Linked DNA regions of Mus musculus: regions 1, 2, 3 and 4 are each linked to region 5. A link is a loop called in an ENCODE intact Hi-C map of the cell type or tissue named here. Cell type or tissue: heart. All regions are shown on one strand. Region 1 overlaps Myadm (myeloid-associated differentiation marker). Region 2 overlaps Eps8l1 (EPS8-like 1). Region 3 holds the start of Tfpt (TCF3 (E2A) fusion partner). Region 4 holds the start of Leng9 (leukocyte receptor cluster (LRC) member 9). Region 5 holds the start of Rps9 (ribosomal protein S9).

The links. A loop is a pair of places that touch in the nucleus more often than their neighbours do. Peaks named below come from ENCODE experiments on the same cell type or tissue, not always from the same donor. Only the 100,000 strongest peaks of a DNase experiment are listed, where the experiment ranks them.
Region 1: a loop joins it to region 5, with 4 times the contacts of the local background. A loop is called at or near these places in 3 of 42 quality-filtered maps.
Region 2: a loop joins it to region 5, with 3 times the contacts of the local background. A loop is called at or near these places in 3 of 42 quality-filtered maps.
Region 3: a loop joins it to region 5, with 1.9 times the contacts of the local background. A loop is called at or near these places in 12 of 42 quality-filtered maps.
Region 4: a loop joins it to region 5, with 3 times the contacts of the local background. A loop is called at or near these places in 12 of 42 quality-filtered maps.

Annotation. Positions count from the first base shown.
Region 1 is chr7:3,297,923-3,302,922 of GRCm38, forward strand. Myadm (myeloid-associated differentiation marker) reads left to right here. Exons shown (of 3, transcript NM_016969.2): 3 at 1-1,427. Among named protein-coding and RNA genes, the nearest start is that of Prkcg, 3.1 kb to the right of the region's middle. In heart, CTCF peaks have their summits at 2,550 (motif pointing left) and 4,890; DNase peaks (open chromatin) are centred at 4,259 and 4,729; H3K4me3 peaks cover 2,386 bases; H3K27ac peaks cover 1,740 bases.
Region 2 is chr7:4,476,891-4,481,890 of GRCm38, forward strand. Eps8l1 (EPS8-like 1) reads left to right here. Exons shown (of 20, transcript NM_001374622.1): 15 at 440-569; 16 at 674-805; 17 at 1,000-1,108; 18 at 1,250-1,424; 19 at 1,729-1,861; 20 at 1,951-3,591. The coding sequence ends at 2,037. Ppp1r12c (protein phosphatase 1, regulatory subunit 12C) reads right to left here. Exons shown (of 22, transcript NM_029834.3): 22 at 4,631-5,000. Among named protein-coding and RNA genes, the nearest start is that of D630041G03Rik, 8.5 kb to the left of the region's middle. In heart, a CTCF peak has its summit at 3,006 (motif pointing right); a DNase peak (open chromatin) is centred at 1,661; H3K4me3 peaks cover 2,365 bases; H3K27ac peaks cover 1,987 bases.
Region 3 is chr7:3,627,765-3,632,764 of GRCm38, forward strand. Tfpt (TCF3 (E2A) fusion partner) reads right to left here and starts at 2,165. Exons shown (of 6, transcript NM_001290381.1): 1 at 1,788-2,165; 2 at 1,064-1,322. The coding sequence starts at 1,810. Prpf31 (pre-mRNA processing factor 31) reads left to right here and starts at 2,221. Exons shown (of 14, transcript NM_027328.4): 1 at 2,221-2,292; 2 at 2,794-2,978; 3 at 3,081-3,141; 4 at 4,904-4,987. The coding sequence starts at 2,802. Gm15927 (a long non-coding RNA gene) reads right to left here. Exons shown (of 6, transcript XR_003946711.1): 5 at 4,434-4,731; 6 at 3,307-3,639. In heart, no CTCF peak of the experiment used is centred here; DNase peaks (open chromatin) are centred at 1,467 and 2,157; H3K4me3 peaks cover 2,536 bases; H3K27ac peaks cover 1,850 bases.
Region 4 is chr7:4,147,508-4,152,507 of GRCm38, forward strand. Leng8 (leukocyte receptor cluster (LRC) member 8) reads left to right here. Exons shown (of 16, transcript NM_001374609.1): 16 at 1-666. Leng9 (leukocyte receptor cluster (LRC) member 9) reads right to left here and starts at 2,365. Exons shown (of 1, transcript NM_175529.3): 1 at 676-2,365. The coding sequence starts at 2,168. The coding sequence ends at 711. Cdc42ep5 (CDC42 effector protein (Rho GTPase binding) 5) reads right to left here. Exons shown (of 3, transcript NM_021454.4): 3 at 3,753-4,280. The coding sequence starts at 4,280. The coding sequence ends at 3,828. In heart, no CTCF peak of the experiment used is centred here; DNase peaks (open chromatin) are centred at 1,924, 2,334, 2,754, 3,474 and 3 weaker places; H3K4me3 peaks cover 3,431 bases; H3K27ac peaks cover 1,479 bases; H3K27me3 peaks cover 1,501 bases.
Region 5 is chr7:3,701,805-3,706,804 of GRCm38, forward strand. It overlaps Rps9 (ribosomal protein S9), which reads left to right and starts at 2,237. Exons shown (of 5, transcript NM_029767.2): 1 at 2,237-2,260; 2 at 2,523-2,644; 3 at 2,842-2,964; 4 at 3,929-4,115; 5 at 4,847-5,000. The coding sequence starts at 2,548. In heart, a CTCF peak has its summit at 2,453; DNase peaks (open chromatin) are centred at 2,187, 3,917 and 4,937; H3K4me3 peaks cover 3,423 bases; H3K27ac peaks cover 2,360 bases.

The sequences.
Region 1 (5,000 bases), 400 kb before region 5:
TTTCTATCTCTATAGTCTTTCCTGTGGGTTTTATCACCTGCTTATTTTCTTGGGAGCCCTAAGAAATCTTGCTTTCTTTCCCTCACCCCTCAAAGGTGCTGGCCCCACACATCCCACACTCCTTTACAGTTACCCACACTCTTTTGCAGTTCTTTACTCCAAGGGTCTCTTTAGGGGCCTCATTGCCAAAGCATGCCTGCCTGCCTGCCTGCCTTAGCTGTGCCTTAGTCTGTGTGTGTGTGTGTGTGTGTGTGTGTGTGTGTGTGTGTGTGTGTGTGTGTTAAGGGGATTGGGAAGCAGGCCATATAATGTACCTCTCCTTTAAATTCAAAACAAAGCAAACAAAATCCTGGAGGTCAGCAATTCCCGGTGGCCAGAAGTCAGCATTATGCAGTCTCTGCCTCTACTTGTCACTCAACGTTGCACCAAATTGGCTCTAGATTTTTTTTACCAGGCTTACTGAAAGCCCACCACCTAGAGGATAGATACCCTAGATGAAGCAATGGATGGGCACCTTTTCCTAAACGATTCTCTGTGCTATTTAAACAAACCCAACAAAAATATCCACATGGTATCTCTCTCTGTGTCTCTGTCCCTCCCCCCACCCCCAGGGTTTCTCTGTGTAGCCTTGGCTGTCCTGAATTTGCTCTGTAGACGAGGCTGCCCTCTAACTCAAGATATCTGCCTGCTTATGCCTCCCTGGTGCTGGGCTTAAGGGTGTGTGCCATCACTGCCAGGCCACCCATATGGTCTTAAGACAACTCTGAAGTATTTCTGAGCGTCAGTAATGGCTGCTCGCTTATCTCAGTGTTAAAAATAACAAGGTCTGCTTTAGCAGGAATGAGAAGAGAAGGAGCCTTTGCCGGCCTTAAAGGCATTAAGATCATTAAGCTCATCTTTTCCTTTTCTGAACACAAACAAAGCAATCAACTAAAAAGCCCTTTTTTTTTTTTTAATAGCTTTAGAGATTTTCTTAATGTGGCCCATTCTGGTCTCAAACATAATTGTGTAGGTGAGGCTTCCATTGAACCCTTGTCTTTCTGGCTCCACCTTCTGGGTGCTGAGAGTACAGATATACCACCATACCCTCGTTGTGTAGCCCCGTTAAAGAGAGAAGGTCCTTAGACATCTTTTCTTGGGCTACAGGGTAGGTTTGGGAGTAACAGGATTGGAATGGCTTGTGTGTGCTGTACATGAACCCGGGTCCTCTCATGTGCTGCTTGCTTCTTGCTGCTGCTTTCTGCTTCTTTGACATTACTAGGTATATATGGATAAATAAATGTATAAATATATATATATATATTTTAATTTTCTGGAGCTTTGGGTTCCTGTAGCTCCTGCTGTCAGTCACCCTTTCCCACCCCTCACATCCATAATGTTCTTTTTTTAAAAAACAAAAACAAAAAAAACCCTCAATATAATGATAACAGGAAGACTCATGCTTTCTTTCTCTCCGGGTGGGTGGGGAGGAATGAAGGACTCCAAGAGAGAGGTGAGACTCAGATTCTTCAGTTTGATGACAGAAGGGGCGTAGGACTAAGACAACCTTGGCCTCATCAGAAAACAGTGGCAGAGCCTGGGTCTCCCCCCCCCCAAAGTTATGTATTTATTTTAATTTTATGTACATTGTTGATTTGCCAGCATGCATGTCTGTGAGGGTATTGGGTCCCCTGGAACGGGAGTTACAGACAGTTGTGAGCTGCCATGTGGGTACAGGGAATTGAACCCAGGTCCTGTAGAGGAGAACCACTGAACTATCTCTCCAGCCTCCCCGAATCCCCACCCCTTTAAGCTGGTCTCATGTAGACAAGGCTGGCCTCAAACTCAATATGTAGCCAAGTCCTACCTCCTCCAGTGCTGGGATTACAAGTAAAAGCCACCACACCCCGTTTATGCAGTTTTGGGGACTGAGCCCAGAGACTGGCCCATGCTGGGCAAGCACTTTACCATCCGAGCTATATACCATAGCCGGATAGTCTTCTTAATTCTTCAAAATGGGGGTGTGGGAGCCTTGGGCGCTCAGGGGTTGTTGAAAGCACTTGCTTTGGCACCGTGAGAACCAGGGTTCAGGTCCCAGACCCAAGAAACAAGCTGAACATCCCCTCAAATGCATGCAACACCCCCCATGGTAAAGGTGGGGGCACAGAGAGTCACTGGGCTTGCTGGCTTCCTGCCTTAGACAAATACGCAGTGAAGGAAATGACAGATGGTGCCATTTTCTGGCCTCCACGACTACACTCACAGGAACATACATTTTATAATCTTAAAAAGAAACTAGGAACGTTGACTAGGAAAGACAAGAATGCAATTTCTCCCACAGAAAGTCCCTTGAGAAACACAAGGCACTATGGTTTGGCAAGTAGCTTAGAGGGAAAGTACTTGCTTAGCATGTACAAAGGCCCTGGCAGGCCTGTCCCTAGCAATACACACAGATTCAGGAAGAAAATACCACTTGGGCAATTCAGAAATACAATGTCCCAGTGCTGAGAGGTGATTTTGCAATTAAAAAAAAAAAAAATGCTTGCGTCCAGTTCATAGCGCCCCCTTCAGGAGCTGAGCTCACAGCTACAATCAGGAGAGATAGCTCAGATTAAAACCACTGACACCAGGCTGGGTGTGGTGGCACATGCCTTTAATTCCAGCACTTGGGAGGCAGAGGCAGCCGAATTTCTGACTTTAAGGCTAGCCTGGTAGTGAGTTCCAGGACAGCCAGGGCTACACAGAGAAACCCTGCCTCGAAAAAAACAAACAAACAAAAAACCCTGATATCCTTTGGCCTCCATGATCACACACATAAAGAAATTTCAGGATCATACAATCTCTTTTTGCACCTGTGCCCACACAAAGGTAACTTGGAAAACATTTGGAATAAGTTTGGAAGTGAATGAAAAGTAAATAAAAGGAAAGGACTGCTCTTAGGTATAGTGGAGGAGGAGAAGGTTTATTGTTGATAAAAGGGAGGCATAGCCAGAGGCAGGGACATCTAGGAGAGTCCAAAGTGACTCTGAGGTGGGCCATGTAAGGAGAGCGGGGAAGCTAGGAGACCAAGAGGCCAGGACAAAAAGGGCCTGGTAACCAAAATGGCTGGGATATAGAGGGGAGAGCAACTGGTGGAAGGGCAGGCAGCCCAGCTCCTGAACTGAAGGAGTTTAAGGTAGGGGGTTGAGATATACCAGCCGTATTCTGTAACTGGTCGTGACTGAGGGATGCTGGGAGAGCTCTGCTTTGATATGTTAAATAGGCACCTCAGTTAACCATTTGCCCCAGGTTTGAGACCTAACAGGAAGTACATGGGAGAAGAGCCAGTGAGGACACACACTTTGGGGTGAGAAGTCTTTATTTCTTCAGTGCTTACCAAGACGTATCTACACCAATTCCTCTTCTCAAGAGGCCATCGCATCCACTCCTTCCCGTCCTGGTTCAAGAATACCTTCTGGAAGACACCAGAAAGAATAGCTAGAGGGTTGTGTGGATCAGTTGGTAGAGTGCTTGCCGAGCAAACACAAGGTCCCAGGGGCAATCTCCAGTATCTGAACACTTCCCTACCCCACGGGTGATGATAGATGCCTATAAACCCAGTTCTTGGGAGGTAAAGGCAGGAAGCTCAGATGTTGGTTATCTTTGATTACCTAGCAAGTTTGAAGCCAGACAGGAAATACACAAAGATTTACTTACTTACTTACTTATTTATTTATTTATTTATTTATTTATTTATCAGACAGATACCGTGTAGCTCTGGCTGGTCTGGAACTTGCTATGTAGATCAGGCTGGCATCAAACTCACAGAGGTCCTCCTGCTTCTGCCTGGGATTAAAAGTGTTCAAGCCCTTATTTAAACAACAACAACAACAACAAAATAGAACTGTAGCGTCCAGTGATCTGCTGCTTTAACTCGGGAAAGCAACAGAGGAAGAAGCTGTACCCCCAGTGCCCTTCACCCGTTGCCCCAGAAAACCACAGACATCAATAAATAGGCTTGCAGGTTGGTCAGAGAACTCTGTGTTCAGAAGGGTGCTTGAGGACTGACTCTAATTCCTTCACCTCCCCTGCACCTTCTGGAATTCCGACTCCACTGCGACCTCAGCAAAACCGCAAAAACGACGTGTTGCTGAACCGACACCCGCGCCACCGCAGCCGCCGGCATTGCACGCCGGGAGTAGTTTTCCTTTGCGTCCCAAGAATAGCGTACACGAGGGCCCCAACTATAAGTCCCAGAGTGCACTGAGCTCGACAGCCTCTGGCGGGCCAGGATTCCCTAGAACGGCTTCCTGCCAGAATGGATCCGTAGGAAGACTGGAACCTCAAGAAAGGCGCATCGTGGGGCGTGACCTGGGGAAGAACTCAGGGGAGGAGAGACCTGGGCGTGTGCATAGGAAATCCCAGGGTGACACTGAGTTGGGAGAACCACTCAGGTGGAGAGTCACAGGGAAACACGAGAGACACCCAAGACAGAGCATAGGGAGATCCAGAGTCAAGAAATACACTCTGCTATAGTCATAGGGAGATACGGAGGGGACAGGCCCTCAGAGATGGAGAGTTACAGGGAGACGTGGATAAAGGAGAGACCTCCAGGGCTGGAAAGCCATAGACAGAGTGGGGAGAATCCCAGAGACGGAGTCTCGGGGAGGCAAAGGAGGGAGAGACGACAAAGAGGAGAGTCGAGATTCCCCCGAAGACAGTCCCAAGGAGACACCGAAAAGGGTCAATATCCCCCCAGAGACAGTCACAGGGAAAGAAGGAGAGACCACTAGAGCCAGAGTCACATGGAACAGGGGGGGGACCGCAGAGATAAAGAGGATCACAGGGCCAAAAGGAAAAACCCTGAATGGGTCAGAGAAAAGGACAGAAGGGAAAGGCAACTACTCAGAGAAAGCGCCTTCTAGCGACAGGAAAGGAGAAATACAGAAGCAGGGAGTGACGGACATCGGGAATTTAACTAGGGAATTTAACTAGCTGAATTTAACTAGCAAAGGTGAACACAGATTAGCGAAGATCGGGAA
Region 2 (5,000 bases), 780 kb after region 5:
ATAAGTGATAAGTGCAGGCAAAATGCACACAAATAAAATTAAGAACAAAAAAATGCAAATGAGAACTGGGGCTCAGAAGTAAAGTACTTCTTTAGCATTCACAAGACCCTGGGTTCCATCCCCACCACCCCATAAAGAATTAAACAGTAATTATAGTACATCATGTTTACTGCATGATGCCAGGCAAGGAAATGAGTCAACTATATTCAAGCTGTGACTCCAATGTCAAGTCTGTATTAACATATTAACCCGAGACCCTGCTCTGGCTCCTGCTTGGCTCTAACTAATGAGCAATTTATAATCCTATATATATAATATATATAATCTAATGAGCAATTTATATATATATATATATATATATATATATATAATCTAATGAGCAATTTATAATCCAGACCATTGAGGCCGGCTACCTCCTTACCCGTTTCATTCTCCCTAGTCAGCAAGATCCAGAACTGGAAACTGAGTCCCAGCTAGAAGAGAAAGCCAGAAAATGGGTTCTGTGTAATTATGACTTCCAGGCCCGAAATGGCAGCGAGCTATCTGTCAAGCACCGAGATGTGTTGGAGGTTAGCGGTGTGGGTGTGGGGGCCTGAGACCCTGAAATTGGCCGGTTCTGCACAGACTACACATAGAACCAGGGCACGAATTTTCTGCTTATTCCCCACCCTAGGTCCTGGATGACAGGCGCAAATGGTGGAAGGTTCGGGACCATCAGGGACAAGAGGGCTATGTACCCTATAATATCCTGACACCCCACCCTGGACCTCAGGTGCACCGCAGCCAAAGCCCCGCAAGACACCTAGTAAGTCAGTATATTCTTGCTTCTCCAGGGAAAAGTGGGGGCCAGATTTTAGGTCCTGGGGATGAGAACGAAGAAAATCAGGTGTGAAGGGTACTTCTTGGAAAGTGGAATGTTCAGTTTATTGAAAAGGGGGCTGGAAGCCTTATCTCTTTCGGTCTCCCTCCCCGCCCCGCCCCCTCTTCATTCCCTTCTAGGAGACTAGCACACCTCCTCCCCCACCTGCCCCAGCTCCAGCCCCAACTCAGGTGCGGCCCCAGTGGGACAGTTGCGACAGTCTAAACAGTTTGGATCCCAGCGAGAAGGGTGAGTAGTGGAGAGTCACTCTGGGAAGTGATCTTTGTCTTCACTTTTCAGGCTCCACTCTGGGCAAGCTAGAGGCTCCCGAATCCCTGGCCCCAGCACCTAGAGTGCGCACTCCCTCCCTTCCCGGTTTCCCTCCTGCAGAGAAATTCTCCCAGATGCTTTGTGTCAATGAGGAGCTGCAGTCGCGCCTGGCGCAGGGCCGTTCGGGTCCCAGCCGGGTAACCCCGGGGCCCCGAGCCCAAGAGCCCCAGCTCAGCCCGCGCTCTGAGGCCTCGGTGGTCCGTGCCTGGCTGCAGACCAAGGGCTTTAGCTCCGGGTGAGTGGGGTCCCGCTGCTACTTTGCAGAGACAGATAACAGACCTGGAAGTCAAGGTTTTAGTTGGTCTGGGGGTGGGAGCGGGGAAAACTGTAGGGCAATTTGCTACGCCCAAAGACAGGCTCTGATTGGAGACCACAGGGAAGAGCATTCCTTTTCTGAAATCTGACACCTCCGGAGCCTGAGCCTCTCCGTCCCAACTTCCTTGCTTGAGAGCTCTGATTGGACAAGCAGCTAGGTGGGTGCGATGTGATTGGTGAAGCTGAAGGGGCTTGAGCTGTGATGGCCCCTGCTGCCTTCTTAGGACTGTGGAGGCGCTCGGTGTGCTGACCGGCGCACAGCTCTTCTCGCTGCAAAAGGAAGAGTTGCGGGCGGTGTGCCCCGAGGAAGGGGCGCGAGTGTACAGCCAAGTCACTGTGCAGCGCGCGCTGCTGGAGGTGAGAGAATCGCCCAGGCCCTGACGAGGCGAGGGGTGGGGCGCCCAGGACTCACATACTAAGGTCTTGATTTCTACCCCACCCTCAAGGACAGAGAAAAAGTATCAGAGCTGGAGGCCGTGATGGAGAAGCAAAAGAAAAAAGTGGAAGGCGAGACCAAAACAGAAGTCATTTGATCCCGGCTCGATCACAAAAAGTGATGAGACGATGGGGTTCCCAGCGCCCCGTAGGACAACAGTCGCCAGACTTCCCCCCACCCACTCACCCATCGCCAGTGGCAGTAGATGCCATAAAGGATCTCCCAGCCTGGGTTCTCCGCTATCCTGGCGGGCAGACTGCACTGACAGTACTGACGGGAACTCTTCCAGAGGGACTGATGGGAATGGGGAAAGGGACAGAGCATAGACACTACCAGAGAGGCACGTTCAAGAGGCGCAATGGTGGCCCTGTGCGTTGTGATGCGCTATAAACAGCCTCCTTATAGGCTAAGTCCACCTGCTGTCCCCCTCTTGCCAGCTACCAAGGAGGCAGAAATCTGGGAGACACCCCATATATTCTCTCCATGAAAGCCTGGAGATTCCAACCCAGGCTTCCTCTTAAGCACCAGTCTATCCTCACTCTAGCACTACCTACAATCTCTGGTTCAAAACCCATTCCTGGCTCCTCGCTCTTCTTGGTCCAGTTACCTAGCATGAGGCCTGGGATTTTTCTTTCAAACGCTGAGGGCGTCTCCTCCCACCCTCCATTTTGGGCCAACCCCTTCAATCAGAAGCATTTCGCACTTACTGCTTCTGCTGGTTGGAACAGCCTCCATCATTCTGGCTCAGCTCACCTGCATGCCATAGATGCCTGCGCCAGCCAGCCACCCAGGATCCAGCTATGGAGATCTGGATTTTTCCTGGGCATGCTATAGGCTCTTGGGTCTTCCAGTCCCCTCGAGAACTTTCTCCCTGCCAAGCCCTGCAAGTTGTCCGGTTTATTTAGGTGGCTAATAAGGGCTGGTTTTCTCATTCAGACTAGGTATCCCTAAGGTCTTTCTTTTCCTGCTGTGGCGCTTCTCTTTGCATCCTTAAGACACTTCCGAGAGTCCCATCACTGCAGTCTGCCTCTGCTCCTGAAGCAGTTCAGTTCTTACCTAAGCCAGCAGGTGGCACACCTCAAATGCAACCTAGAAAAGCCAGCCTTTGGGCTGACAGCTTCACTGTTCGCACAACCTTCTAGAGCATTTAAACCACTGCGGATGTCCCTTGTCCCTGTCTACCCCTCAAGCATGTCCCTTGGCTTCTCCTGACATGTGGGATAAAACCTAACTCCAGCATGAGAGTTGATGCACATGACTGCTCCAGGTTCAGGGCCACCCTTCCTCACTTTTCAGGACTCTGGACATTGATTCACGCTGTTTGCACTGCCAGGAACAGACCCTTCAGAACCTAATCACTGCCTGTCATACCTTATGTCAGGGTTGGGTGGTTGGTTTTGTTGGAGATAGTCTGGATATAGCCTCAAAGTCTCATTTCTCCCGTTTTAGTTTCCTTGAACGCTGGGATTCCTGGCAAATACCCTGTAGCCTTTTTTCTAAGAGAAACTAAAAACACGAGCAGTTTGCCCAAACTGTTTTAGTGAGCTCCCAGGCTGCAGGCTGAAATGCAGGCAGGGACCAGCTGACTTGTTGGAACATCAGATGCCTGTAGGTCTCTCTGGTCTGGAATCTGATCACTTCTATCTGATTATCCTGACTTCATGCTTCGTTGATCACCCTGTCCCGCCACTCCTCCAATCTCTATCGATGTACAGCCAGGGGGACCTGTTACAACTCAAGTCTGATGGCAGTCTGGTGGCCAGACCTCCCACCTCAGAGCTCAAGTCCTTAGCATTAGCAGGGCCACATCCCTGCACAAAGCCAGCACCTCTGCACTGTCCTCTGCTACTCAGGTCCAAGTTCCTTCCTAGACCTTAGCTTGCCAGGCTACTCTATGACTTTTGCACTCATGGTTCTCATCATGGAAAATGTGCTTCCTTCAGACATATGGCTCACTCTGCTACCTTGTAGTACCAGACTATCATAAACACCATACACACACCAGATACACACCCAACATACACCTACATCACATGAAACCCATACCCCACGTCAGCCATGCCATGCACCATACATAAAATGCATGCCACATATACACAGACCACTCCAGACAACATACACCCATCCACACCCACTGCCCTCTCCCCTTCTTTTTCCACAGCACCACAGCTGAAACCCATATACTGGCTACCTCTCCTGCAGAGCCCTGGCTCCTGGCCTGAGCTGTTCACTCCTGGTACCCCTGTAGGCAGATCTGAGCCCAGCTGCTAGTGTAGGCAGCGGCTCCTGACTATGGGATGGAGGTGCAGTGCATCTCAAGACTGGCTCCTGCTGTTCCAATCCATGAGGCCATGGAGGACTGGAGGAACTTGCCATCACTTATTCCTTCCCCAGAGAAGCTACACTTCCGGAGTTTTCTATGTGATCCATCCCACATTTTCAATATCAGACACCTACTCCACTCCTTTCAGAGGAACTGAGGGCAAATCTGGGTGCCCCAGCCCCATATCACAGCACCAAGGGCTTCCTTCTAATCCCTCCCACATCGTCTGGGACCCTTTGCTCCAGCTGCTCACTTTAGCAAGGTGCCCTCCCAGACCTGTGAACATACTCCAACCCCCTACCCTCAACTGTACCCTATCCAAATGGGCTCAGTCAGCCTGAGCCCACAATCAGGAGACAAAGTCACTGAGTGGCAATGTCACTTTATTTATGGTGCCTGTGCTTTGTCTCAAAAATACCTTCTCCCCCTCCCCAGACAATGGGTAGGGAGGAGGCAGCAAAAATAGAAGACATCCCTCCCTATTGCACATGGACCTATCTACAGGCCCACCTGGCAGAGGCCAGTGGGACTCTTGGCACATTCCTGCATCCCTGCTGGGGAGGAGGAGGAGTGCTGGGTAGCATCACACGTGAGGTGGGATCCTGGGGCAACCACTCTGCTTCTGGATACTGATCTTTGTGTCTCTTGGTCCTTGCTTCCTTCTTGGTCCCATCTCTGGTGCCTGTCCACTCTCAGCAACGTCTCCCTACTTGGCTCAGCCTCCCATCTCTATCCTG
Region 3 (5,000 bases), 74 kb before region 5:
GTCACCCACACCCAACAAAGATTTGTTGGAATCCTAACCCAATACTTCAAAAAGTGAGCATCATGCAAACACAGTAATGCCAGAAGCAGCCATGGCTCAACAGAAGTCACTGGTGCAGAGCCCAACCTGAACTTTGTCCTCATGAAAAGGAGAAACTGAGACACTGCCCTCCACCCCAGCCCTCCTATCACCCCCCTCCACCTCCTGTCTGTGCACTAGTTTCAAACCCCTTGCCAGCTCCCATTCATCCAAAGCGCAAATTCCAAACTTCTTCTCTGGTGTTCCTGACTTACTAAGACCTACTTACATTCTGCCCATAGCTCCTTCCTCCTTCTTACTAAGGAGGTGAACTAAAGACTCACGCGATGAGTTAATCTGAGAAAAGAAGGACCCAAGTGAGGTTCAAGAGGCAGAGTAGGCAAGCCTGGAGGTGCCTTAGGTGAGAGGCTGTGAATGAAATCTGAGAGTCACCTGTGACATACCAGAGGCAGAGTATCTGATGCTGTGATGGTTATTACTGATTTTTCAACTTGACAAGATCTAAAAATCACCTAAGAGACAAGACCCTATGCATGTCTTTGGCATGTGGGTTAATTGAGGTAGGAAGATCTACTCTAAATGTGGGCAGCACCATATCATGGGCTGGAATAAACTGAATAAAAAGGGAAAGTCAAGCTGAGTGCCAGTAGTCATCTCTCCATCTCTCTGCTTCCTGCCTATGGATGCAACATCACCAACTGTCTCATGCCCCTGACACTGTGTCTTCTCTGCCGCCACAGATCCTTAAACTCCAAGTCAATGTAAGCCTTTCCCCAAGTTGCTTTTCCCAGGTCACAACAAGAAAAGTAATGAATATAAATATTCTGGAAGAGACTACTTAGGGTGCCTGGCACAGACTTAGACCCACATGGATCTGTTCACTTGTTCAAGTACAAAAGGAAAGGGAAAAAGAAGGACATGAGGAGGAGGAGGAGGCGGTATGAGGAGGGGGTGGTGTTGGCATCGGCAGCGAGGCGGCAGTTCTGGCGAGAGGACCCCCAAATGGGAATCCACACTTACCTACCTGCTCGATCTCCCGGCAGCGCCGACCTAGTGCCTGGTACTTTCTACGATTTAGTTCCCGCTGGCGACGCCTTCGACCCCGGGCTGCCTCTTCCTCTTCATCTCGCTCCCGGAGTCCTGAATCACCCAGACCACCGGACACAAATTCCACTTCTGTCTCTAGCTCACTTTCTAGGATGTGGCCACCAAACAGGGGAGGCAGAGCCAGCTCTGAGCCTGGTGGCGCTGAGAACTCTTCAAAGCCCACGGCTGCCATGGTCCTGTAGGGCCAAGAAGTTTTAGGAGCCTATATTCTGGCTCTCCAAGTCCCTCCCAGGGGGACTTAGGTCCAGGCCCCAGCCTGGAGCCCAGATCCTAGCCCTCTCCTCCATCACACCCAGCAGCCCAGACTCTAGCCCTCCTCCCTCCTACCAAGAAGCCCAGACCCTAGCCCTTCTTGGTCACTGCCAGGGATCCAGGCCCCAGTCCTCGTCCCTAACAATGAGGAATCAGACCCTAGCCTCCTCCCTCAGACTTTGGAGCCCACACTCCAATCTCCTTGCTCTCAGATCCATAAGAACAGCAAATTCCAAATCTCCCCTACGATGCTCCAGTACTGCCTCCGGTTCTCCCACAGAGATTCGAAAAGAAAGCAACTGCACGAACTTCCCCATCGTCCCTGAGAGCACTACAGCCGATCGTTGCTGTTTTTGGAGTCCCCGTTTACACAAAGCTCAGCTACTCACCCCTCTCTCTGTTCCAACTCCATTTCTCTGGTCAAGAGACACCTCAAGCCTCAGAGAGGTGGAGTCTTGCGCAAAACTACCTCTCCCATCAGGCCTTGCGACACAGGAAAACTGGGAATTAAAGTTTCCTACTCTGCCTTCGTTTGCACCCGACTCCAAATTGCGGCTTGAAGCCTTCGGTTTATCCTCTAGCGCCTGCACCGATCGTCCACGTTGTCACCTTCTTTACTCCTGTCTTGTCGCAGTGTCGACTAGCCAAAGCGAATCTCTGTTTAGCAGGCTCAATCCACGGCGACGTACGACTTCCCCTAGCCCTAGAACCCAGCACTCCCGGTCGCCGTCCCGCGAGGCGGCTGCTAATAAAGTTGTTGTCCAAACGCTGCCGGAAATGTCGTAAACGGCCAATCAAAACACAGATTTATCGGCGGCAAGTAAACGTCATCAAAGAGAGCCGAAGCTCTGGGGAAGCAGATTTCTTGGAAACGATTGTGAGAGGATCGAAGCGGTGAGTGTGATGGAGAAGAAGGGATGGCCGGAAGCCAAGCTACTGGAGGAGAAAGTGTAGCGGGCGACTTAAATCATAGTATAAATAATAATATTAAACGTATGGAGCGCCTTAGAACTAATATTCAAGACGTGAGTGGATCACAGCATAACTTTAGGCTGAAATATGGCACGTGGGCCAGACGGGTGGAATGAAAGAACTGAAGGCAGGGTGAGGGAGCAAAGAGCCGGGTTAGGCAAAGATGAATAGTTGCTCAAAGACCCAGAGGTGTGGGGAAAAGTTGCCAGGTCAGGTGGTACCTGGAGGGATGTGCTGTGTTCTGTGTGGGTAGGAACAGGAGACAACCTCCGTGAACTAAGCAAGCTGTGGAGCCTGCGTGCGGCTACAGGAGCTGATGAAGAAGAAACTTAAGGGGATCCGGGAGAAGGTGCTCCTTCTGGTGATATGAGTGGACAGGGTCAAGATGCAGTATTAGGGAACCCCATTCTCCCTTTCCCATAGGCCTTGGGATGTCTCTGGCTGATGAGCTCTTGGCTGACCTCGAGGAGGCAGCAGAAGAAGAGGAAGGAGGAAGCTATGGAGAAGAGGAGGAGGAGCCAGCAATTGAGGATGTACAGGAGGAGACCCAGCTGGATCTTTCTGGAGATTCAGTCAAGAGCATTGCCAAGCTATGGGACAGCAAGATGGTGAGGTGGCACCCTTTAAGTCAGCGTTCCTAGGGAGGAGTGGCCGGAGAGCAGTTCTTTCTGAGAGGCCTAGTTTCTGACTGTGCTCTCCTTCCTCATCAGTTTGCTGAGATCATGATGAAGATTGAGGAGTATATCAGCAAGCAAGCCAACGTGTCGGAAGGTGCCTCCCACCCTCACTTTCCTCTGCCCATTCTGACTCCCCGACTCTCTTGCTCCTTATGGTTTTATCACCAAGTGTCTCCCTCCTCAGCTTTCCTCAGAGCATTCATTCTTCTTTTTTTTTTTAAATCCAGTTACTGACCCTCTGAAAACATACTGCATTGTACCCAGACATGATATGTGTTTATATCTCACCACTTAGGAGACTGAGGCAGCAGGTACATGAATGAGTTCAAGTCCAGTCTGGTCAGAGTCAGCCTGGGTAAAACCCTGTCTCAGAAATAGGTACATTCATGGAGTTGGAGAGATAGTTAAGAGTATCTGCTGCTCTTCCAGAGGTCTTGGGTTTAGTTCTTAGCATCCACATGGGTCATAACTATCTGTAACTCCAGTTCTTGGTGATCTGACATCTTCTGCTCTCCATGGGCATTATATATATATTATGCACATCAGGCAAAACGCATACATACATTTTTTTTAGAAGAAAGTGAGACAACACCTATGTTTAAAAAAAAGGAAGAAAGAAAAATAAACATGCATATTGTACTATAAAACTGATGTGTTTTCTAATTGTGAGAAGACTTGTCTCTGGGTTCTCTGAACTATAGGACCTTTTCCACATCCACAGACAGGGTGTGTACACATGTATGTACGTATATTTTTAAATATGGAGACAAGGTTTCACTCTGAAGTTCAGACTGGCCTAGAAGTTACTAGGTAGCCTATAGTGGCCTTGAACTCTCAGCAACCATCCTTTTTCAGCCTCCTGAGTGTGAGGCAGAAGCAACCATGCCCACTCTGTAGTCCCTACAGAAGGGACTGACTAACCCTGCATTGGGTCAGGGAAGAAGTGCCCCCTGTTGGAATTTGAGTACTTGTGCTAACCCTGGGGAAGGAACAAGGGCTGTTAATTCACTGAGTGATGGGAGTCTCCCAGCCAGCTTCTACAGGGATTCCAAGTGGCAGGCAGAGAAACTTCTTGTTCCGTAAAGCCAAAGAAAGTCACAGAACGTGACTGCCTGATGTCAAGTTTGATGAATCAGGTCTGCTCATGTCAGGTGTCTTAACTAGTGGGGGAAGTGGACACAAAGCCTGTCTAGCAGAGGTGGCCCAATTCATGCAGACTGTCACCCTTCTGGGGTGGAGGTGGGGGGTTGTTTAATGCCCTCAGAGTTTTAATGACCTAAAGGGACATGTGAGGCCACATTACTCAATACCAATTTAATTGTCTATGCATAAAGTGTGGTTTCTAGAAACAGACTTAAGGAATGTCCCAGGGAGATGGAGCAGTACCTGTGAAGGCAGGAGGAGTGAAATAGCCTTGAGTGCCCGGTGGCGGCTGGGAGGATGGAGCAGAAAAGCAGAAAGGATAATGCTGTAGAGCCAACGAGTCACCGGATCTCACTGAAGGGACTCCTGTGCTGTGTGCACCAAGGTTGCAGGTGTGGGGAACGTGGACCTCCATCTGTATGGGAGACCTTGAGTGCCAGTCTGAGGATCTTGCTCGCTAGCCTCAAGGCTTTGGGAAGCTATAGGAAGGTTTAATTTTGGAGCAAGATGAGGTCAAGACCAGATTGACCCAGAGGATAGACTGCAGGAGAAAGATGAGAAGCAGGAGTAAGGCTCCTGGAGAGGAATATAAGCCTCAGTGAATTCTTCAGCCCTTATGTAGCCCCCTCAGCCCCTCCTTTCTGATTCCATCCAGCCTCCACCTCAGTCCCCAGCTTCGTTCCTCCCCCATCCATATCCCTTCTTCTTTGTAGTGATGGGACCAGTGGAGGCAGCTCCTGAGTACCGAGTCATTGTGGATGCCAACAACCTGACTGTGGAGATAGAAAATGAGCTGAGTGAGTGATGGGA
Region 4 (5,000 bases), 450 kb after region 5:
CCACACCCATTGCCTCGGCTGCCTCTTCATAGACTCTTGCTGCCCAGCCGTTGGGGCCTCAGTGTTTGGGGTGAGGGAAGCCACTTAAAGACTATGCCCCACCTTCAGCTCCTCACCCCAGAAACTCCAGCCAGCACCACCGACACAACCAGACCAGCGCCACACCGCACTGAGGACTCCAAGGCCTTCGCGGGACCATGCCGGCCGGGCTGCCTCGTCTTACTCAAGTTGTATTAAGTTGTCTCCGTGTCCCTTCCTCCCTCTGCCCCAATGTTTCTTCTGATTTTTTTTTTTTCTTTCCCTCCTGCCTCTTCCCTTCCCACTCCCTGGTTCAACACAGGTAAAATGGTTACCCTCCCTTCTTTCCTCCCCTCTGCCTTCATGGATCACCAACTCACGTCATGTTTCCTTCTCTTTTCTCTGTGTGTGTGTTTATTTAAGTTACTTTTCTTCCTTCTCCCCTTTTCTTTTTACCCCTCCCCCTTCTGCCATGTAACTGGAGGATGTGCTATGAGGTTGCAAACAGCTGGACTGTCAGGCTGCTTTTTCCCAGATGCCTCCCTGCCTCCCTCCCTCCCTCTCCCCTCCCTTCCTTCATTCTCCTTGAGCATTGAGTACAGTACATTTTGGAAGCTTGAAACCAAAATTAAAGAGAGAGAGCGAGAACCTGTTTCTGCTTGGCCTGTTTTATCCGAAATATGAAACCTCGGTCATTTCAGGGAAATTTCTACCAAGGGAAGATAGCTATGCCCTGCTCTACCCATGCGGCAAAGCCAGAGTTTACTTAGGGGCTGCCTTCCTAGCTCCTGGTTCAGGGTGTACTCAGGCTTAGGGAGGCAGACCTGGGTTCCATGTGGTACCTTAGCCAGGGTGAGGTGCGGTTGTAGTTCTGGCAGCAGCACCACTCTAAGCCCTTCGGCCTCTAGCCTCTGATTCAGTGTTTGGGCCATACCTGTCAGTGTGGGGGAGGGTGTGGCACAGAGCACATGATGGCCCAGAAGAACCAAGTCCCTGAACTGTAGCTGGGAGGGTGCCTGAAGCCCTGGTTTCAAGATGGCTCTCCGAAGAGCTCTAGCTGCTGCAGCCTCCTCCCCAGGGCCTGTCAGCCTTAGCAAGACCACTGTCAAGTGCAGGGCCTGTGCTGGTACCAGGAACTCAGCACAAGAAGGGGCAATCCGGACCAGATGCTCTTGGGCCTTGACCACCTCAGCCCTAAGCCCAGACTCTGTCACCATCAGTGCCACAAAATGTGTGGGCCGGGGCTGGCGAGGGGCCCTTCTGTCGTCAGGCCAAACACCTGGATCCCACACATTTCCCATCTCTTCAGCAGAAAGCCCTTTCGTTTCCATGCCCTGCGCCTGCCACTGTGGAAGCAATGTAGCTCTGGGCTCCTCTACTGAGCTGATCTTCACTCCTGAGAAGTTCATGCTTGGGTCTGGCATTTCTAACTCAGTGGTCCCATTCAGCCCGGTCTCTTTGGTTGGCCCATCCACTTCAGGTGTCTCCAGGCTGGAATCAAGCCCAGTTCTGGTCTCTTTGATTGCCCCACCCTCTTCGTGTGTCTCCAGGCCCGAATCAAGACCTGTTCCGGTCGGGTTTCCACCCGCCTCTGCAAGGGCATCCTGGGTATCCAGACCCTCTAAACCCACCCCTGTTTTCTCTGTGTCGGGAATTTCTGCCGTGACCTCTGTCCAATGCTCGTCCCCGCCGTCCAGCGCATCAAGGATAGTGGGTCCCCGACCAGCCACAGAGCCCGATCCAAAAATGAGGTCAGTACGGGAGGCACGGTCCCATACCAGGCGGCCGCGGAAGCGGAAGTAGCGTATGCGGTGCTGCGGCACTGCCAACACGCCAGGTCCGAGCGCTGCCAGCGGCTCGTCCCAGCAGAAGGCGCAGAATGGCTCTTCCTGCACTCCCAGGAAGCGGTCGGTGTAGCCCACCGAAAAGTCAGCAGGGTCCAGGCGCGGGTCCCAGCGGATGCGTCGGATGACGTCAGCAGCAGTACGCAGAGCCGGCTTCTTGGACCCAGCCTCCGGTTGCGTAACCACCGGGGACGGCGCCGGGGCCCCGGGATGTGGCTGACGGCAGCGCGCACCGAAGCGACAGCGGCCCTCTAGGAAGAAGCGGCAGACCGCGGGGGCCTCAGAGGAATCGGCCGAGGCCTCCATGGGCCTTCACGCACTAAGCGGTCTCTGTCTGCAGCGTTGATCTCCAACTGTGACGCCAGGAACCCCTCCCGCCTCAGGTGGAAGGAGGCCAAAGGACCAGGCAGGGCGTCAGAATGTAACACGGGCTCTGGAGCTCTAATTTCAAGTCCAGTTTATTTACGCGTACCGGGTTTGTAAGCCACTGGGAACCCCCTCTTGCCCCGCCTGAAATGATTTACATATGTCCAGCCCCTCAGGGAGTCTTAAAGAGCCTGGCCCCGCCCAACCAGCCAATTTATGTGTGCGTCAAGCTTCTCTCTGGACATCCAGGGAGTCACGTCTTATTCCATACAACTTCTCCCTTTGGGGACTTTAGCGAGACAGTTTAGCAAATACTTGACAAGTGCCCCACCGCTGTCAGGGCCCCAAGAAAGGCTTCTCCGCATCCGATTTACATATACTCCGCAGCCTGGGTGGGGGTAGGGCTTAGACAACCCCTCCGGCCGCCTCCAGATACTTTGCATCTGCTCAGCCTCTCGAGACCTCTAGGGAGCCTGGCAGGGCAGCAACTGATTTACCTGAACACCGCAGCTTCGTTGGGAGGAGAGGAGTGGGACTCAGCGGTCTTGGCCCCGCCCCCAACCGTCTTTAAAGTTTGTAGCCAGCTCCCATGCAATTGATTATCTTACATGCCACACCTCATAACGAATAAAGTGACTCCTGGTTCTGCCTCTGTCAAGTTATTTATAAATGTCTTTCCTGGGAGCCTCACCCCTTTACCTTGGCCTCACTCCACCTGATTGTTTTACACATGCTCCGCCCCTCATTGGTCTTATCCTGGACTCAACCATGGTGAAATGGTTTCTCCTGTGCCTCCTTGTAGAGGTCGGGTTTTACTCCTGTCACCAGCCTAACGTTTGAAATATACGACCCACCCTTTTGGAAACTATAAAAACCCTTACTCTACCTCTGGTTCGGTTAATTTAAATTGGTCTTATCCCTCTAGGGACCTAAGATAGCCCCGTCCCAAAACAAACCCAGAGACTAATTCTAATTGTTCCTCCCCTCTGAAAACCTTTGAGAATTTTGCTTCACCCCCCTCCCGATATAGGTTCGGGCAGTCCTGCACCTCTAGATGTTAAAATATCTGGACGTCTCAGGCTGAACTTTGTGCCCAGATTTGTAACGCAACAGCCTCCCGCAGGGCGACACACAGTTGGTGGGACCTGAAGCCCTTCCCACGGGAACCACACCCTCGTGGCTCCAAAGGCTCGCCAACCGCTTCCCTTTGCAGGGAAGCGCCGCCCAGTCAGAGTGCACCTGGAGGGAAGTGGATGGCCAGGCGACTGTGACTCTTTATGCCAGATAGCAGCTGTCACGGGTGTTGGACTTTATCCAGGTGGTAGTGAGGATCGGTCAAGGTTTGAGGGATGAATAGGACTGTGGTAGAGACTCCGCCTTTGGGGAGGGGCATTACATGAATACGTATTCAAACTCTTAAAGGAGCATCACTGACAACTTGACTTCTAGTTGGTGGCACCCCAACTAGAAGTGGCACCACCCTACTGCTTCTGTACCCTTTCCCGCGTAAAGTGAATAGACAGTCCATGGCACAAACCTCAGCCATTTATGTGTACAAAAGTGGAGTGCTGGGAGGGAGGGGTTGAGGGAATTATGACACTACAGACCGATGACGTCGTCCAGCTGGAGGTCAGCATTTGAGCAGCAGCGGGTCTTGGGGTGCTGCACTCTAGGGTGGGCATCCCCATCGGGCTTGGTGGCTGTTGTCTCGCTGCGCTCCGCGTCCATGACGCCTAACACCGCGTCCAGCATAGAGGGGCCCAGGTCCAGGTGGAAAGACAGCAGCGGGTCCGCAGGTGAAGGCACAGCCACAGGGGGCTGTGGGGCTGCAGGTGGAGCGACAGAATGTGGGGCCACAACCGGTGGGGCTCCAGGCTCGGGAGGCGGACCGCCCCCGTGGCGACTCAGGAATGAGGTGTCCCCGAAGGCGTCGCCACCGCGTCCCACGTGCAATGTGTGCCTGAAGTCTCCGAGGGGTGCTGAGATCGAGAGTGCTCCGCGATCCAGCCGCTTCTTGGGTTGTGCAGGGCCCAGCTGCTTCATTACCGGCATCTGTGGGGACATAGGCATATCAGAGCTGCCTCATCCGGGAGCCCCAACTCTGTATCCCTATCCTACATAGTCAGCCACAGAATGCTCTCATAAAACAGGGCTATGGAAGAACTATTATTCCCAGTTAACAAATGAGGAAGCAGACTGGGAGGTTCTCAAGGTCCCTCCTGCTGAACTCAGTGACATACTTAGTTTAACACGCCCATAACTGTACCTGATCTTTGCTACTTTGTGGTTGTTTTTTCACTCTTTATCACCCTCTCCCAATCCACTTCATCCCCTAACACTAATTTCTTTATTTTTTAATTAGATATTTTCTTTATTTGCAATTCAATTTTTATCCCCTTTCCTCATTTCCCCACCAAAAAATTCCCTATCCCATTCCCCCTCCTCCTGCTCACTAACCCACCCAACTCCTGCTTCCCTACACTGGGGCATGCATGCAGCCTTCACAAGGCCAAGGGCCTCTCCTCTCACTGATGACAGACAAGGCCATCCTCTGCTCATATACAGCTGAAGCCTTGAGTCCCTCCTTGTGTACTATTTGGTTGGTGGTTTAGTCCCTGGGAGCTCTGGGGGTACTGGTTAGTTCATATTTTTATTCTTCCTATGGGGCTGCAAATCCCTTCAGCTCCTTGGGTCCTTTCTCTAGCTCCTCCATTGGGGACCCTGTGCTCAGTCCACTGGATGGCTGTGAGCATCCTCTTCTGAATTTGTCAG
Region 5 (5,000 bases):
CTAGCCTGGTCTACATGGCAAGTTACAGGCCAGCAGGGCCTGTCTCAAATCAACAAATATGGGCTGGAGAGGTGGCTCGGTGTTCTTGCATAGGACCTGAGGGTTTTGTTTTTGTTTGTTTGTTTTTTTGATTTTTTTTTAAAAATCATTTTATGTATATGGGTACACTGTAGCTGAACAGATGGTTGTGAGCCTTCATGTGGTTGTTTGGAATTGAATTTTTAGGACCTCTGCTTGCTCTGGTCAACTCTGCTTGCTCCAGGCCAAAGATTTATTACTACACGGTAGCTGTCTTCAGACGAACCAGAAGACTGTGCCAGATCTCATTACTAGTGGTTGTGAGCCACCATGTGGTTGCTGTGATTTGAACTCAGGAAGAGTCAGTGCTCTTAACCACTGAGCCATCTTGCCAGCCCCAGTACCTGAGTTTTGTTCACAGCACAAACAGGGCTCACAACTCCAGTCTTTGGGTATCTAACCCCTTATGACCTTTGAAGGTCCTAGGTACACACATGGAGTATTTGTGTGGATATAGGCAGGAAAAATACTTGTACACATTAAATAAATCATTTTTAAAAATTAAAAAGCAGCCGGGCGTGGTGGTGCACGCCTTTAATCCCAGCACTCTGGAGGCAGAGGCAGGCGGATTTCTGAGTTCGAGGCCAGCCTGGTCTACAGAGTGAGTTCCAGGACAGCCAGGCCTATACAGAGAAACCCTGTCTCGGAAAAAACAAACAAACAAACAAACAAAAAACAACAAAAAAAAAATTTAGAAAGCAAATGTTTGACCCAGAAAGTAAGCTAATCTGTCTCCTTGTCTACCAATCTGTCCTCCCAGACTAAATGAACAAGATGCCTTTTGAGTATACAAATGCAAGTGCAAATTTTTTTTTTTTTCCAAGACAGGGTTTCTCTGTATAGCCCTGGAACTCACTCTGTAGACCAGGGTAGCCCTGAACTCAGAAATCCACCTGCCTCTGCCTCCCAAGTGCTGGGATTAAAGACTGCCCCGCGCAAGTGTAAATTCTTACCAATCACACTGTTTAAAATAAAAAATATCTGAGCTAGGCCTAGTGGTACAGGCCTATCCTCCTACTATTCAAGGACAGAGGCAAGGACATGTCTATGAGTTTGAGGCCAGCCTGGCTACATAGTTCATAGTTCCAGGATAGCCAGGACTCATAGACCCCATTTCCCTTAAATAAAAAATAGTTATAAAATATCAGATATACACAAAGCTGGCTGTGGTAGTGCATGTCTTTAATCCCAGTACTTGGGAGACAGAGCCAGGCAGAACTCTGTGAGTTTGAATAGGAAGCTCCAGGACAGCCAGGAATAAGAGGAAAGACCCTGTCTCAACAAACAAACATATCAGTTGCATGAAAGCGGATTGTAATTCCAGCATTTGGGAGGTATAGACAGAAGGATCTGGAATTCATAGTCATTTGATAGGAAACCCTGCATCAAAACAATAAATAGATTAGGAGAGACTTGCCTATAGGCCAAGATGATGGAGGCACTTTCTTAAATGAGTTCCTCTTTCCACATGTCTAGGTTTGTGTCAAGCTGTCAAGACAAACCAGCACAAGATGTGTATTTCAATATTAAAATAAGCCCAGCACGACATATTTATACTATTTTCATAATGTTTGTATTTTTTATTATTGTATTTTGTGGCTCACACCTAAAATCTTAGCACTTTTAAAAGAAGATTTATTTATCTATTATATCTAAATACACTGTAGGTGGTCAGATCTCATTACAGATGGTTGTGACCCACCATGGGGTTGCTGGGATTTTCAGGACCTTTGGAGGAGCAATCAGTGCTCTTAACCGCTGAGCCATCTCTCCAAACAAACCCGAGTACTTTTAAGGGCAAGGGCACTGCCATGAGATTGAGACAGTGGTGGGGAACCTTGGCTGCTGCCCTTAATTCCCTGTAAGTTTTTACCAAGAGTTTTTGTTGAAACAAAAAGTGACAACTGTGGTTACTCAATCAATGCTTTAGCCCTGGAAGGGGCAGCCTCGTTAATTCTTGGATTAACCAAATGTCACCATAGCCCTTTAATCGCCTAACCACCTCACTGGCAAGTCGGCCCAGCGAAGCGCCGCTCTAGCCGGCCTGCTCGTCTCTATGGCTTTCCTGCTTCTGATTGGCGTAGTCGCGAGCGGTGCGTGATGACGTCACTACAAGGCGACGTTACTATAAGACCTCGGTCCAACCGCCTTGTCTCTCTTTGTCTCGGGCCTGAGTTCGTAGGTGAGTGTTCTGATTGTTGAGTTCGCCTTTTAGGGGTTGATGGTGTAAGGTAACGGAGCCATTCGAATCTTCATGAACATGCTGAGTAAGAGGGTGGGGCGAAGGTGGCTGGAAGTTACAACACGGTTGTGGAACAATCCCATTTTCAAGTTTTCTAAGGCGGATTTCTCTGAGAGCCGAGTTGGTGTCGCCGTGTCCCTAGCGGGGTTTTGCTGCACATGCGCCACAAGATTATTTTTTAAAACGACACTTTACTGCGCAGGCGCAGCCGGCCTAGCGAGGTCAACATGCCGGTCGCCAGAAGCTGGGTTTGTCGCAAAACCTATGTGACCCCACGGAGACCCTTCGAGAAGTCGCGTCTCGACCAGGAGCTAAAGTTGATTGGTGAGTGGCCAAAGTAGAATTTCGAATTGCGGATCCGGGAAGAGTTAGGTAGCCATGATGTCTGTCTCCCACGTGCTCGTTCTGGAGCATCCTGTGTGGCGCCAGAGGATTGCAGTTTAGTTTTGTGTTCTCTAGTCGCCATGCACATGTAGTAACCCATGGCTCTTGCCCCGCGGTCTCCTCCCAACCACGTGCAGGAGAGTATGGACTCCGGAACAAACGTGAGGTTTGGAGGGTCAAGTTTACCCTGGCCAAGATCCGTAAGGCGGCCCGGGAGCTGTTGACGCTAGACGAGAAGGATCCCCGGCGTCTGTTTGAAGGTGTGTATGAGCCTATTTTCGAAGGAGTGGTGGTTGCTGAGTGTTTTAGGGCGTGGGAGATGTGACTGAACAAGTTGGGCTAGTGGGGATTGAGACAGGGTCTTGGTGTAGATTGGCCTGGAACTCAAATGTAAGTCAGTCTTGCCATAAACTGCCAGAAATTCAGAAGTGCTGGGTATGTGTCACAAGGATTCTTATTGGTTATTTTATTTACATTTCAAATGTTATTTCTCTTCCCAGTTTCCTCTCTGCGACACCCCCCCACCCGCCCCCCAATCACACCACAAGGATTCTTTTTGAGTTTCTAGAATCTAGTTCTGTCTGCATTGGACAAATGGAGGCCAAAGACAATGGGAGTTGCACTAATGCTTTTTCTGTCTTAATACTGGATGTTTTATTTAGTTTCATGTGGTGTAAGAGGAGTAATGATTATTTTTCCATCCGGGGGACGTATTTTTGCATTTGCATCTGGGTAGCGTTTATACAATGTTAATCCAGGTTGAGCCTATATTTTAACATATTTATATTCCATACTTAGGGTTTCTTATAGGTGACTGGGCCTACATACACAGTTCATTTAACTCCTGGGAGAGTAGTCTGAGGAATAAATGTGTGCTGTTTGTGTATATATTGTTGGCCTGATGGTACTGTGTAGCTCAGATTGCCTTTGAACTGTTAGCCCTAGCTTTTCATGTTGTGAAAATGAAAATTGTTTTTAAAGTTGAGCATTAGAGCTCTTAATCTTAGGCTTAAAGGCTGGATGAAAAACTGTAAGCCTGCGTGATGCCTGTTGGTGAAAGGGTGGCACAGTGGCCATGTCAGGGTCTCAAGCCTAGGGCTCTGGGAAGAAAAGTTATCAGGCACCAGAGCTCCCTACAAAAATGAGTGAAAGCTGTAGTCCTCTACTCAGAGACTGGGGAAGTCTGAGGTCGGGCCTCATTGGCTGCTGCTCCCCCTGTCACAGGCAATGCTCTCCTGCGGCGGCTTGTTCGCATTGGGGTGCTGGACGAGGGCAAGATGAAGCTGGATTACATCCTGGGCCTGAAGATTGAGGATTTCTTGGAGAGGCGGCTGCAGACCCAGGTCTTTAAGCTGGGCCTGGCCAAATCTATTCACCATGCCCGTGTGCTCATCCGCCAACGTCACATTAGGTGAGTTGCAGCTGGGCCTGTAAATCTTTATTTCCCTACTTGTGCCGTTGGTTTCGTTAGCTAAGTTGCCATTCTATCTCCTGTGCAGCCTTTGGAGCTGACAGATGTGAGCTTACCCTTGAGGGTTCAGAATCGTGCCCTGCAAACAGCTTATGGGGGACTGGGGACAGCCTTGTTTCCCCATAGCCCAGCGCAAGGGTCACTGCGGCTCAAGCCGTACACCTTGTGAAGGTGTCTGCCAGGCACTCAAGCAGCTGGACAGGTAACAGCTCTTGGTGCCACCCCCCCTGGAGGGAGATTGGAGTCAATGTTGAGGTGACAAAGCTGTCTGTGGAGGTACAATCTAGGCCTTCATTGCTATATTTCTACTTGTTAATTTGCCAGTTGAGAATGCACCTGTCTGAAGTGACTGGGGTAAATGAAATTGCATGCTCGTTAACCCTTCTGTAAATGAGCACCAATCATGACAGCTATACAGAGTGAAGTCTCAGATTTCTTTCTCACCAGCTTTCGTTTATGGGCAGAGATGTACTCTTGTCTGAGGTGGTTTGAGACCACATGGCATTACAATGTGGACAGGAAGCAAATCAAAGCATTAGTATGGGCACTCTTGTTTTCCTTCCAAGTTACTGAGTCTGAGGTCAGGAGTGCCTGTGAGCCTGCTTGAGTCAAAGGGCAGGACCAAATGGTTCAGCCTCACTTTGTCCCCTTATTCTGTTCTTCCTGTCCAGGGTCCGCAAGCAGGTGGTGAACATCCCATCCTTCATTGTTCGCCTGGACTCTCAGAAGCACATCGACTTCTCCCTCCGTTCTCCTTATGGCGGCGGCCGTCCAGGCCGAGTGAAGAGGAAGAATGCCAAGAAAGGCCAGGGCGGGGCTGGAGCT